3 separate regions of the Homo sapiens genome follow, and regions 1 and 2 are each linked to region 3. Evidence: chromatin loops called from intact Hi-C (ENCODE). Cell type or tissue: chondrocyte. All regions are shown on one strand.

Region 1 (5,000 bases), 800 kb before region 3:
TTGTTTTAATTTTTTTTGATAAGTTTGGGATTAACCATCTACTTGGTTCCTGATCAATGAATACCAAAGGGTAATTACAAATACATGCCCCTCCTATTCTTTTTCCAACTTAGCTCAGAGACTTCTGTATAAGATGAGCCTCCTCATTCTTTTCTACCACTGCATAATATTCCATTATATGAATTTATCATAATTTACTGAACCAATCCCCTACTGCTTGATGTTTGGCTGTTTATTTATTTAGCTATTATAAACAATGCTGCAAGGAATAACCTTGCACACACACATTTTCATATCTGTATCTGTCTTAAGGATTCCTGAAAACGGACTGCTAGGCCAGAGTATGTTCATCTGTAATTTTTATAACTATTATTAAATTTCCCCACCTATATCTCTGCTCCAAAGTGTGCAAGAATGTCTAGAAGACACTTAAAATAACTGTATAATCTATTACTGGTCATTTTCTACCCTTAATTCACATGACTCCTACAGAGAATCATCTCAAGGCCCTGAGATCTACATCATCAACAGCCCACCAGCCCCTCTGTGCCTCCTGACACCTCCTCTGTAGAGGTGGTTTTCTTAGCCCAGCTTTCCATTAACTTTTCCATGCTTCTCTGGCCTCATTCCCTCTCTTTTCACATTGATTCCTGTTCTCCTTGGAGTTAGGCCTGTATTATAACATTATCTAACAAAAGGAACCAATGGTCAGAAAGGGGAATTTTACAGGTCAAGACATTTTCAATGGGACAGTTATGAAAGTTTGGAGTACAAAGACAGCACAAACCTGACTCTGTGTAGCTCACACAGTCTGTGATTGTTTTCCAGCATACTTCACCATTCTGAGTTACAATGCTATTGATATCACAATTTTCTCTGAGTTGAAACCCAAGATTACAAATTATATCATACACTGAGGGAGAAAGACATGTGGTAATAGGGTCCCCTATTAATACCTAAAAAATAAAATAAAATAAAAGGCACTGCTTAACAGAAAGAAAAATAGAGTATTATATATTTCAGACACATCTCTTAAGAACTGAATGCACTCAGGTATAGTTGCTGTTAACATGCTTTCTGGATATCGTGAGAGCTGTATGATTAAAACATAGTGATTAAATATTAAAGATAATTTACATAAATGTTCTCAAATATGATAAAGGCTTAAAGACCTAAAATTATCAATCATAATATTTGCAAACTGCTCTGTCTATGGGGTAGCCATTGTTTATTCCTTTACTTTCTTAATAAACTTGCCTTTCACTTAAAAAAAAAAAAGAAAAAATACAAGTTCACGGAAGCTGAATGTGTTTTACGACCAGAGCATTATTGCTCTCAGCATTCCTTCACTATCCCAGAGTTATCAAAATAAGCAATTTTTTTAAATGGGGAATGGGAGAGCAGAAACCAAGTATAACGAACAAGAAGGAAAAAGAACCCCACGTACCTCTGACTACCTAAACGGTGTTGAAGAAAACCACAATGTCATCCCAAAACATGCCTCTTCGATATAAAAACAACAACAAATTTGAGCTGAAGACAAGAGGCAGCAAATGAAGGAAAAGCTCTCTCTATCCTCCCCCTCTTCCGCCCAAAGACAGGATATAAATTCTTTACTGGGGATAACTTTAGACTTACCAGACCAGTTAAGGTACCAGGGGAATCTGCAAACAATTCTTACTCCATTAGTTTCCGAATATGTATCTACCTTCCCAATTTCCTGCCCTTTGAAGCCTAAAACTGCTCTCCTGTGTCCTGTCACTTCTCTGCAAATCTACAGTTCTTTGTTGAAGATGGTATACAAATGTAGTTCTAAGCCACCATTTCAAGTTACTTCTCATTAAGGTTTATCCCTTGTGATGTGTACTCTGTCCAAGAATAAACTTTTTTCTTGTTATCCTTTCATTTGTTAAAGGGGTCACTCCGAACTAAGATGGGCAGAGGTAAAGTTTAGCCTTCCCTGCCATGTAAAAAGTAGCAAACCGTACTGGTTTTCCATGGAGAATTAAATACAATCGAAATCCTCACAATTACCCCACATGACACTAAGACCATCGTATAAACCTGCAAAGAAGTCAAATTCAGGATCTAAAGCGGAACCGAAGCTCTTTATTTTGGTGTGTTGAGTTAAGGGGGGGCTGTGTTGTGACAGTCATAATTAGCTCTGGGCAGCTTCCTAATGTGGAAACTGCTATCAGTTGCCCTGTTTGCTCCTCCTGCACCCAGAAGTTGCACTTTCCACTCTCAGCCCTGGTTTTCGAACAATCCCAGCAGGCCCTAACAATTAAGTCATCACTAAAGAAATCTACATCAACTATTTGTTGATTGGCGATTGTCACTCGCATCCTCCATGTGGCTCTATGGGGCTGGAACTCTGCAGACTACACTGGGCCGGTGCTTTGGAGCTGGACTTAAATTTGAATCATTCCTCAGCCTCTGACTACCTCTTGCCTTGGAAAAGTTACTTTATCGGAATCTCAGTTCTAAGTGAAATAAAACGGTGCCAGGCTGCACCTGGTAGGGCTACAGTAATCAGATAACACATGAAAAGCATCTAGCACATAGTACTCAAAAATGGTAGTTATCGTTATCATCATTTTGGAGACGGGGTCTCGCCGTCGCCCAGACAGGGGTGCAGTGGCGCGATCTCGGCTCACTGCAGCCTCCACCTCCTGGGCTAAAGCGATCCTTCCACCTCAGCCTACGGAGTAGATGGGACCACAGGCCCCACCACGCCCGGCGATGAACACAAATTTACTGTCCGAGTGTGGACCCTACAGGCAGCGACTAGGAAACTGCGCTTCTAGGAACGAGCCACGGTCAGGTGAGAGCCCGACCTGCGGCTTTCCGCCCCCGCGCCACCGCGCACAGCCCTCCCTGACCGTCCGCCGCGTTCCAGCTCAGGGCCAGGAGGCGACGGAGAAACCGAGCCTGGCCCAGGGAGGCCGGCAGGGCCCGCCAGGCGTCTTGCAGGGCCGAGCGTCCGATACCGCCACAGAGGCCAGGGCCGCGACGTCGCCAGCGCCCTCCAGCGCGGGACCGCCGGCCACCGCAGGCGCGTGCTCGCTCGCCCACTCCGCGTAGCCGAGCACCACCCAGCCTGGCGCCGACTCCCTGCCTAGCTCGGGATCGAACCGGGCCCTACACCCGCCCTACCTCCATAACTTCCGGTGCCCCGCTGCGGCGCGCGTGAATGACGCAGGCGCCTGCGCGCCCCTCCTCCAGGCGCTTTGGAGCCCTGGCGGGCACTTCCTACCGTACGAGGCGCAGGTGGGAGACTTCCGCCCTCGCGGGACTGGCTAGGGCGTTTGACCGCCGGCGGTGAAGGGGAGGCGGTGGGCGTCTTGGAGAACAGAGCGAGATGGAGAAGCGAGGCCGAGGCGTGAAGTCGAGCCCCATCCAGACCCCGAACCAGACCCCTCAGCAGGCTCCGGTGACGCCTAGGAAAGAAAGGAGGCCTAGCATGTTCGAGAAGGAGGCAGTGAGTGCGGAGACTGCTAGGGGCCCGAGACGGCTATGTCCGACCGTTTAAGTGAAATCGCTCCCCAGTGGGCCCCGCTCCCGTCACCACCCCCAGAGCCAAGGAGGCAGCATCTCCCTTTTGTGTTTCTTTTTTCCCCAGATGCGAAATTGAAGCCTGAGACTGAGTTGGGCAGTCCCCTTTGGACTTGAGTGCTAAAGTTTTCTTGTTTTTTAATTAGGGCCATAGAACCCTACATAAGTCGATTGGAAGGGTGGTTACAAGATCTTCTTTTCAAATTTACTCAGCTTGCGGATTTCCTGAGAGTACTCTGAGTATTATTGCTTTGTACTAAAACACAGTATGTTAGTGTATTTAGTGCCATTATAAGCAGTTTTGCTAGCGAAAAATGAGTGTGTTGTATTAAAAAAATAATTTGATAAACCAGGCAGAATAGTGCCATGTTTTGGGTTTTTAAAACATCAGCAGTCTGGATATTTGAAGAATGTACAGGAGAAAAAAACTTAAGTTGAAAATACCCTGTCCAAAACTTACTGATATTGATGGAAAGGGTCATTATTCAGTTTTATTGGTGGTATAACAGGTATTTCTATATGATTAGGCTTTGAAAACCGTTAATGTATTAAAGACTCTATATTTTATTGATACTTTAACAGAAAATTAGTTTGCCCAAGGATACAAAGCTGTAATGATAGAGCTGGGACCAGAACCTGTATGCTAGTACTCGGTCCAATTGGCCTATACTGGTTTCTCTTCGTACTTACTTCGTGGACCTATAATAGGATGAAGATAGAGATGACAGGCAAAACAATTTTTTGAAGACCCTAAAACATTTTAAGATTACTCTTAAAAAGAGAATTCTCAAAATAATGGCGAAATTTCAGGTTCTTGTTTCCCTGGTGTCTACATTTTACAGAGGAAAGAACGAACTAAATAAAGGAGGAAAAGCAAACAGGCCAAGTTTACACAGCTAAGAAAAAGAGCAGAGCAGGGCTAGAAACCTAAATCAGTTGGACTTAAAACTTCACACTCCCAAACACTATGCTGTATTTCTTGGCAATGAGTCTGAGTAACAGGTCACCAACAGTAAAGAAAAATTTCTATATATTGAGGCAGACAAGGGTGGCTTTTATAAACTTACTGCCTATCTGAGGTCTGAAGTGGTCTTTAAAATTCAATGAGCCTGAACTCAAAATGAGGAGACACATAGGTGCACCTGGTATATAGGTTAAAATCTGGGAGTGAGGGGACATGGACCAAAGTAATTATTAGTATTTGATATGGATGTGATCAATTATAGCTATCTTTAAAGTTGATTCTTTTAGAGGTGAGAAATTTGAATAGAACAATAATTGGGAAGAAATTGAGAAAGGACTCTACAAATGCTCACTAAATGTACCTGAGGAAACTGTTCACTTAGTTATTTCTAATTTAAGGTAGCTGTTAATTTCCCTATTTTGGAGCATAGGAAAATTTAAGACATACTGTTTCATCAATATGACCATCTCTTGATTTTATC
Region 2 (5,000 bases), 260 kb before region 3:
GAGGGAGAGAGGGAGAGAGGGCATCCAGAGAGAAAGGGGAAGAGAGGGAGGGATGGGGGAGAGAGAAAGAGACAAAGAGACAGAGGGAAAGAGGGGGAGTTGGGGGAGGGAGGAAAAGAGAGCAAGATGAATAAAAACAAGTATACTTGGCTGAAACACGCTGGAGTGAGTCAGACAGTGAAGCAATAAGATATAGGAAAGGCCGTCTGAGGCAACGGGCTGTGAACTGAAGGCCCTGGCTTTGAGTTGTGAAATGAGTGAGTTTTAGTTCATCAATATGGAGGAAAAAGCTAGACCTACATGTGTAAAAAGAAAAGTTTAGAAACAAAATAATGATGGCAGTGATAGTGGCTGGTCTATGGACAGCTACTGGAGGAAGCTCAATGTACATTTTACTCATGAAACAAAAAATACATATAATATGTTGAATAAGGATGCTTAGAAGTCAGGCATTAAAATGAGATACATTTCTCCTGCATTCAGGTTTTGCTGTCATTTATCGAAAAGTTGAGGTTTCCTGACAATCATGTTCCCTGTCGATGGCCTTAGCCACATCAGAATGGTTGTCTCCCAGGATTAATGTGTGGTGCCTTTGTGAGCTCACCTGGGAGGAAGGTGTCCCTGGACCTCGATGACTCCGTGCGAGCACCTGCCCTGTGGCCCTCCATCTCCCTTCTGCGAATCGCTGCCAGCACACCACGGGAGCTCCGCACCTTCCACCGTGGACCGGGAGGGCCGTCGTTCTAGACGCTGATGCTGCTGCTCACAGGGAAAGGTTCGGCCCAGGCCCACGCTCTGAGAGTTGTCTGTACAAGGCTCAACCAACTCGCCCTCAGGGCAGGCACAGGCCTTGGTCGTGTGGAACGAGTCGGTGGGTGAAATAACACATCTTCACTCCCAAGTATCCAAGCGTGGGATCTGTGATTGCCGGGAGGAGAGAAGCCTTCATACCGTGACCAACTCACTGGCTGCTGCGTGTCCCAGCTATAGGCTACATGGGGGCAGAGGGCTCCTTCCGTCATTCCTGGAGGACCAAAATCTTAGGCCAGCTTTGCTCAGTCTGCGTTTCACAAAGTGATGCTTTTGACCATGGAGCAAGTGGTGCCTAGGCCTTGAGGAACGCAGGTGTGGGGTGATCCAGGAGCTGCCACTCCAGCTCCACGGCCACAGCCCTGTGGGCTGCCAATGCCCAAATGGGAGGGCCCTGCTGAGGGCTATCACCCACACGAGGCCCTTAGCCCAGGGCAGGTACCTGCACTGATGCTTCCCACCCTCTTAGTAAAGTCCTTCTGGAGCCACCAGCCTGGGGGCCCAGGGGAGGGGCTGAAGCAAGCTGGGACACTCCTGCTTCGCCCGGGTGTCAGCCCTGTGCCCAGGGGAGTGAGCTGCGGGCCCAGAGCAGCTTGCGGCCCACGCAGCCGGCGTTAGCCTTGGGGACCACGTGGGCATTTGTGAGAGAGGTCCGGGCCCGTGCCCCCCACCCCGTGCAGTCCCACAGGGGCCCCTGACTCACCCTTCCCCAGCCCTTGCTCAGCGGTCCGGCCCCTCTGGCTCCCCTGAGTCTGCGCTTGGCCCCTTGCGGGTGGGGTGAGCGCGGAGCCTCGGCTGTCCCTGCCTCGTGGCCCACCCAGGGCGCCCGCCGCCCCTGCAGCAGTAGCAGGACCTACTGCCAGCTTCTCAGTTCCTGTCTCGGCCTTTTTCAGGCCGTTGAAGACTTTTGCCACTTTTCTGACTTTTTTTTTTTTTTTTTTTTTACCACATAAGGGCTTTTTCAACCCCAAAGCACATCAAATGCAGGATGGGAAGTGATATTCGACTTTCCGGCCTCCAGCGCACACCCCTGACGCGCGCGGACTGCAGGGCTTGGGTCGGGGCGTCCCTGGGAAGCTCAGCCGGTTCAGCCCCGGCGAGCCCCGCCCGCGCGCGTCCCCGAGAGCCGGAGGCCCCGCCGAGCGCATGCCCAGCCCTCCCTGCGCGCCTGCGCCCTCCCTGCGCCCTCTCCTGGGCCCTGACTGTGCTTGAATGACAGCTTCACTGCAGGGTAACCCGGAACCTTCAAAAGGCCGATTCTGCAAACAAAATGGTGTAGAAAGAGGAAGAAAGCATTAGTGCAACAAAACTCGATTGCGCTTCGTTTTATGTACGATTTATTTACTTTTAAAATATTTTTTCTGTTTTTAGATTTATTTTTCTACTGAAAAATTGTTTAGTTATCTTGAGGTGGGACAGAATTCTTCATACGACTTTTCCCATTTAAAAATGTAATTATTTTTAAATATGGCTTTAGGAATAAATTACAGTTGTTAAAATGGAGATACATATTATTTATATTTATGTATTGATTATTGAATGGTATATACGCAAGCAACATACACGTGACTATACATATGCATCATGAATACACAAACCTCCCTTGTCTCAGGCCATACTTATTCTGGATTTTAAAGAAGTGGAAAAGTTGGCAAAGTGTCAGAGAACAAGATCAACACATGGAAATCAGTTGTGCGTCTGTATACCAGACAGAAACAATTTAAAACGGAAGTTAAAAGTACAATACCATTTGCAATAACATACAAAACAATAAAATACCTCGTAATAAATGTAACTTGGGAGGCAGAAGACTTGTACTATGAAAACAGAAAAACAATGCCAAAATAAATTAAAACCTATATAAATGGAAAGACACCCTCGTGTATAGTTTGGAAGATTTAATTCTAATTCATTATAATATCTGTAGTATTCTTGGGTTATATGTGATATTTTGATATCTGTTTAAAATGTGTAATGATAAAGTTAGGGTAATTGGGATACCCATGACCTCATACATTTTTATTCTCTGTATTGAGAACATTACAATTCTTCTAGCTATTTTGATATGTACAATAAACTATTAAGCATAATTTTCCTACTATACTGCATGTGATAGCTCATTCCTTCTGACTGTATTTTTGTACTCCTTAACCAGCTCCCCTTCATCTTCCTCTCCACCATTCCACCCCAGCATCTGGCATCCGCCATCCTGCTCTCAACATCCACAAGACCCACTGTTTTAGCTCCCACATATGAATGAGAACATGCAATATTTGTCTTTCTGTGTCATGCTTATTTTACATAACAGAATGATCTTCAGATCTATCCATCCTGCTGCAAATGACAGGATTTAATTCCTTTTTATGGCTGACTAGTATTCCATTGTGTGCATATACAATATTTTCTTTGTCCTTTCGCCTATTGATGAACACTTAGGTTGATTCGATGTCTTGGCTATTGTGAGTAGTGTTGTAATAAACATGAGAGGGCCGATGTCTCTTTGATATACTGATTTCCTTTCTGTCAGATGCATACCCAGCAGTAAGATTGCTGGACTATACCAAACGTAGTTCTAGTTTAGTTTTTTGAGGAACCCCCATACTGTTTTCCCTAGTGGGTGTACTACTTTACATCCCTACCAACAGTGTATGAGTGTTCCTTTTTTTCCACCTTCTCATCAGCATTTGCTATTTTTTGTCTTTGTGATAATTCTAAATGGGGTCAGATAATATCTTCTTGTGGTTTTGAATTGCATTTCTATAATGACTAGTGATGTTGAGCCTTTTTTCATGTACGTGTTGGCCATTTCTTTTGAGAAATGTCTATTAGGTCTTTTGCCCAGTTTTTAATTGGGTTGTTTGAGTTTCTTATATATTCTGATTACTAATCCCTTGTTGGATGGGTAGTTTGCAAATATTTTCTCCCATTCTGTGGGTTGTCTCTTCACTTCGTTGATTTTTTCCTTTGCTGTGTAGAAGCTTTCTGGCTTGATATAATACTATTTTTCTATTTTTGTTATAGTTGTCTGTAATGTTGAGGTCTTACCAAAAAATCTTTACCCAGATCAATGTCCTGGAATGTTTCTCCGTATTATTTTTTAGTAGTAGTTCTATCGTTTTGGGTCTTGCATTGAAGTCTTTAATCCATTTTGATTTGATGTATGTATATGGTAAAAGAGGGGGGTCTCGATTCATTTTTTTCTGCATGTCTAACTTTCCTGGCAGTATTTATCAAAGAGACTGTCCATTCCCCAATGTATGTTCTTGATGTCTTTGCCAAAAATGAGTTGGCTGTAAGTACGTGGATTTATTTCTGAATTCATCGTTTTATTCCATTGGTCCACATGTCTGTTTTAGTGTTGGTACTGTGCTGTTCTGGTTACTATACATTTGTAGCAAAATTTGAAATCAGGCAGTGTGATGTCTTCAGCTTTGTTCTTTTTTCTCAGGATGGCTTTAGCTATTTGGAGTCTTTTGTGGTTTCCTACGCTTGTAGGAATGCTTTTTTCTGTTTCTGTGAATAACATCATTGGTATTTTGCTAGAGATTACATTGAATCTATTGATCACTTTGGGTGATTTACAGTATTCATTCTTCTAATCCATGAGCATGGGATATCTTTCCATTTGTGTCTGTGTACCCTCTTCTTCTCTTTCATCAGTGTTTTATAGTTTTCCTTGTAGAGATCTTTTACTTCCTTGGTTAAACATATTCCTAGGTATGTTTTTTGTACCTACTGTAAATGAGATTGCTTTCTTGATTTCCTTTTTAGATTGATCTCTGTTAATGTATATAAATGCTACTGATTTTTATATGATCATTTTTTATTCTGAAACTTTATTAATTTATTGGTTCTGATTTGTGTGTGTGTGTGTGTGTGTGTGTGTGTGTGTGTGTGTAGTCTTTAGGTTTTTCTAACTATAAGATTGTGTCATCTGCAAACAAGGATAATGTGATGTCTTCCTTTTCCAATGTGGATACCCTTACTTTCTTTCTCTTGTCTAATTGCTCTGGCCAGGACTTTGAGTATTATATTGAATACAAGTGGTGAAAACAGACATCCTTGCCTTGTTCCAATCTTAGTGAAAAGCCTTTCCATTTTTCCTTGTTTAGTATGATATTAAATGTGGGTGTATCATATATGGACTTCCTTGTGTTGAAGTACATTCCTTCTATACCTTATTTATTGAG
Region 3 (5,000 bases):
CAGGTGCAGTGGCTCACGCCTGTAATACCAGCACTTTGGGAGGCCAAGGCGGTCAGATCACTTGAGGCCAGGAGTTTGAGACAAGCTTGAGCAACATGGCAAAACCCTATCTACACTAAAAATACGAAAAAATAATTAGCTAGGTGTGCTGGCATGTGCTTGTAGTCCCAGCTACTTGGGAGGCTGAGGCAGGAGAACCACTTGAACCCAGGAAGTAGAGGCTGTAGTGAGCTGAGATCACGCCAGTGCACTCCAGCCTGGGCAACAGGAATGAAACCCTGTTTGAAGAAAACAAAACAAACAAAATCCAAAAAACTTACTATGTAGCCTTGGGCAAAGTGACTTTTCAAAGCCTTGTATTCTTTATTCTCAAATAATACAACCAGCACCTCCCCCATTACACACATACACCGGTGTACACACACACACAGACACACACAACCAGCACATAATTCTTTTTTGCAAAGACTTCTTAGAAAGATAAAAAAGAGATAAGTACTAGTTTTTCATACATATGTATGCTATGAGAACCAGTCAATAAAATAAAACAACAAATAATATACATTGTAGCTTCTTAAGAATCTTCAGCTTTTAAAGTCCCAAGTCTTTCCAGGGCTCCCAGAGCCCCAGTGACTCCTCACCAACAGAGATGGGATCCCGGAAGAGCCGGGATCATGATTGGAGGGAGAAAGATACGGAGACCCCAGTCTGTGCCAGAAGAATTTCCTGAATTAACGTTTTTATCAGGATGAAGTGTGGATTATCAAGTTTGTTAGAATAAATGGTAGGTTTCGGTGATTCTTTTAAGATGAAAATTGATTAGGATTGGGTAAAGCCTGTGGTGTGATCTTGTAAGGTTTGTGGACAGAAGACAAGAGTTTCGAAGTGAGCCTTCACAAGAACATTGCTACTTGGTAAATGAACTTTTTGCTCAGATTAGCAACATGTTGTCCTGATAGAGAGAAGTTTGCACAGATAAACAAACTGTCTTGATAAACTGAGTTATAGGAATGCCTTGAAACAAATATTAGAGTTTCATGCAAAATGTCACTTCATGTTTGAGTAAAATTACACAGAAAACCAACGTATATGTCACAAGACACTGATACCAAGAGTCTGGCTATCGCACAGAGACAGTGAGACCAAGCCTAGGAGTGATTCTGATTGTCAGAATGAGCCCCATTGTGAGAATATCAAACCAGAAATTAGACTCATGACAAGAAGCCACTAGGGATGAGCTAGTGGCTCATAATAGTAGGGGGAGGAACATTATAGACACCATTGCTGAGAGGCAGCAGGTGCCTGTTAACAGAAAAGAACCATACGTAGGCAACATGCCAAGAAAATGCCCAGGAAAACAGGGAAGGAAAGCCCCCAGATTCGAGGATGACACTCTAGAGCCAGTCATCTGGCACACTTGCAGTGGGTATTGGCGGAAACTTCACTTCTCACAATTTTCTCTTTCTTTTGAAATAAGTTGTCTTCATCTGCGTAATTTGGGTTCTCCAGAACATCATCTGCTCTGGTACATTCCTGACTATCTTTGCTGTAAATGTTTCTGACGGGACAGGGGACCAGGTGTTGTACCTGGGTGACATAACTCTCAGGTTAATTGTGGACTAGTGGCCAAAAGCAAAGTATGGTCTTCCTTCCATGTGAATCTAGGGCATGTTTTTTCTTTTCATCTTTTCTTATAAGACAACATTTCCAGGTCTTAGGTCTAGTGGAAGCTGCTTCGGAGCCATGGAGAAAAGGCAGCCTGCGCTGATTGACCATGAGCCTAAGTACACTGCATGAACCTTTGGAAGTACCTCTTCTATGTCTGCCTGAAGTAAGATAAAGTTGAAATTTTGGGGTAAATACTTTGCATAATGGCGAACCTGTGATAGTTTCACATGGTGAGAGTTTATAGGGCTCTCAGGGAGTGTGGACTCATGAGACTAGTGTGACATCTTTACCAGGGAAGCTACGCCAGATGCTTTGGATGGCTTTAGCTCTGTGGTGCCACTGGATGCCTCAAGGTTCTGAGCAGGCAGAAGGCTTCTTTCAGAGCTCTTCAGTGACAACTCCAGCAAAACTAGAACAATGAATTCATTCTTTACATTGGGAGCCAGCATAATTATGCTTATTTATATGTTTGCTTTCTCTACCATACAGTCCATAAATCTCCAACCAGTAAAACTCCAAGTAAATTCTGAGAAAAATTAAACAATGACCAGGACACAGTCAAAACTCATTATACAGTGTAGTCATATGAAATTCAAAAAGGGGCCCAGGTTCTGTGTGTAGAGGCTCGGGCTCCTGTGCTTTTTCCATTTTTCAGTTTTATCGGTGTCATGCTGTTGACCTGTAGACGTGCTCCAGGGTTGTGTTCAGCAAGTGTGGCAGTGTCCTCACTGGTATTGATTGAGTGCAGTGGCTGAGCCTTCTTTGCTGTCTGGGTAAATTATGTAAAATCATGTGCAAGCTTCTATTGGAGGTCCTCTGGCACCACCAAGTGGCTGGCCTGACAGCTCCCAGCCTGCCCGGCTGAGTTCCCCACCAGATTCACACTTCTCTTCTCTGATTCTGGAGCAACATTTCTGAGTTGTGTCATCATTTGTAATCAGTTAGATTCATTTGTCACAGTCATCCTTCTAGTTTGAGATTTCCTCAAATCCTAGTTGAGTTTTTATTTACTTTGCATACGATAAATTTGACTTTTTAGCTTTTCCATGTCTTTCCACAACACAGAAATGCAGTCAAAAATCTTCCACCCACTACCACACAGAACAGTTCCATCACTCATCAACCCATCCCCAAACCCTTAGAAGCCCTGCCCCCTTTTCCGTTCCTACATTTTTGCCTCCTCCAGGATGTTATATAAGTGGAACATGTAATATGCAGCCTTTGGGTGCTGCCTTTTTCACTTACCAAAATGCAGTTAAGATTCATCTACATCCTGTGAGTCGGTTACTCACTCCTTTCACTGTTGAGTAGCCTTACGTCGTGTGAACACACCACAGTCTGTTTCTCCACTCGTGTTGAAGGACAACTTGGTTGTTTCCAGTTTGAGGTGTTATGAATAAAACTGTTATAGACATCTGCAAATTGTTTTTTGTGTGAACACAGTTTTCCATTCACTTAGATAAACATCTAGGACAGGACTTTGTGGGCCATGAGATGATTGTATGTTTATCTTTATAAGAAATGGGCAATCTGTGATCCAGGGGGTGTGGACGTCCAAGTAGAATACTACTTTTGTATTCCCACCAGCAATGGGAATTCTTGTGGTTTCACATGCCTATCGACATTTGGTGTTGTCAATTTTATTTTAAGCTTTAACTTTAGTAGTACTTGAGGGTAATAGGGAGAGAGAGAAAAAATTCTGGATATAAGTACTTTATCAAATATGAAATTTGCAAGTAATAGCTCCAAGTCTGTGGCTTGCTTTTTTACCATATTTACAGGTCGTTTGCAAAGCAAACACTTTAAATTTTGTTAAAGTCAAATTTTAAAAATTCTTCTTTCATTGAGCATGCTTTTGGTACTGTATCTTAAAACTCACCACCAAAACCAAAGCCATGCAGCTTTTCTGTTATGTTTTTTTTCTAGAAGTTGTATGGTTTTGCATTTTACATTCAAATCTATAATCCACTATGAATTAATGTTTGTATATGGAAAAGGTATATATTGGTCCTATTTGGGACATTTGCATATCAAATGTTCCAACACAATTAACTGAAAGGATTCTCTTTCTTTCCTAACATGACTTGTACCTATGCCAAAAGTCACTTGTCAATATATGTCTGAGTCAATTTCTCTATTCTTACTTTTGTTCCATTGATTGCCTATCCCAGTGCCAATGCCACATTTTATTGTTTACTGTCACGTTATAGTGTCTTAAAATCAAGTTATGTGAGTACTTTACTTTTGTTGTTTTGTTCATTTTCCAGAATTTTGTTTTGTTTTTCTTGCAGAATTTTTGTGATTATTATAGTTTCTTTGCCTTTCTACATGAATTTTGATTCAGCTTGTTGTTATTTACAAAGTAGACTTGCTGGAATTTTATTGAGATTGCATTGCTCAAATCAGGGAAAATGGGAGAATGGACATCTTTGAAATATTAAGCCTCAAATCCATGAAACTGCATATTTCTTCATTTACTTAGATATTTCTTCCTTCTTTCATCAGTGTTTTGTAGTTTTCAGCATACAGACGCTGCACCTATTTTGTTATATTTATACCTAATGCTTCATTTATTTTAGTACGATTTAGTGCCTTTTAAATAGTATTGTGTATATTTGAGGTTTACAACATGATGCTATGAAATATAGATGGTAAAATGGTTACAGTGGTGAAACAGATTAACATATCTATTATCTCACATATTTTTTGTGACAAAGGCAGCTAAAATCTACTTATTTAACAAAAATCCTTAACATGGTATAATTTTATGAAGTTTGGCCCTCACGTTGTGCATCCAGTCTCCGGAACTGTTGTCCCACCTACCTTCTATGATATTTTGATCCCTTTGACCTACATCCCCCCATGTCCTCTTGCAACCCCCACCCATGGAAACACTGTTACACACTCTGTCTCTGTGTGTTTGAGGGTTTTTAAAAAAATATCTCACATATAAGTGAGATCATTCAATTGTTTTCTTTCTGTGTCTGGGTTATTTCACATAGAATCATGTCCTCCAGGCCCAGCCATGTTGTGCAAATGACATTTTTTTTAAAATTCAAATTCCAAATGTTCATTATTACAGGTAGAAACATTTTTAATTTTCATGTAAGTTGTTTCCTTTTGGGCATAGAGATGTTTGTAATATTACTGATTTTAGGTGTTTCCTGATTTCTATTACAAGCACTTAGTACTCTACATTTCCCTCAAAGCACTGCTTAGCTGCATCCTGATAATTTTGATATATTGTATTTTAATTTTTGATTCAAAATATTTTTAGTTTAGTGTAAGACTTCAGTTTTGACCCATCATTCATTTAGAAGTGTGTTGTTTAT

Evidence for each region. Hi-C counts contacts between places; a loop is a spot of excess contacts. Peaks named below come from ENCODE experiments on the same cell type or tissue, not always from the same donor. Only the 100,000 strongest peaks of a DNase experiment are listed, where the experiment ranks them.
Region 1: a loop joins it to region 3, with 2.4 times the contacts of the local background. A loop is called at or near these places in 3 of 110 quality-filtered maps.
Region 2: it touches region 3 in a loop (4-fold over the local background); 4 of 110 quality-filtered maps call a loop at or near these places.

Annotation. Positions count from the first base shown.
Region 1 is chr6:169,749,820-169,754,819 of GRCh38, reverse strand. It overlaps DYNLT2 (dynein light chain Tctex-type 2), which reads left to right and starts at 3,248. Exons shown (of 4, transcript NM_174910.3): 1 at 3,248-3,481. The coding sequence starts at 3,362. ERMARD (ER membrane associated RNA degradation) reads right to left here and starts at 3,198. Exons shown (of 18, transcript NM_018341.3): 1 at 3,157-3,198; 2 at 788-956. The coding sequence starts at 3,162. In chondrocyte, CTCF peaks have their summits at 2,759 and 2,960; a DNase peak (open chromatin) is centred at 3,199.
Region 2 is chr6:169,210,092-169,215,091 of GRCh38, reverse strand. It overlaps THBS2-AS1 (THBS2 antisense RNA 1), which reads right to left and starts at 1,880. Exons shown (of 3, transcript NR_134621.1): 1 at 1,514-1,880; 2 at 605-918. RefSeq lists a silencer at 1,792-2,141. In chondrocyte, a CTCF peak has its summit at 2,005 (motif pointing left); no DNase peak of the experiment used is centred here.
Region 3 is chr6:168,954,571-168,959,570 of GRCh38, reverse strand. It overlaps LOC105378146 (a long non-coding RNA gene), which reads left to right. Exons shown (of 4, transcript NR_136250.1): 2 at 1,712-1,831. Among named protein-coding and RNA genes, the nearest start is that of LINC01615, 210 kb to the left of the region's middle. In chondrocyte, a CTCF peak has its summit at 2,502 (motif pointing left); no DNase peak of the experiment used is centred here.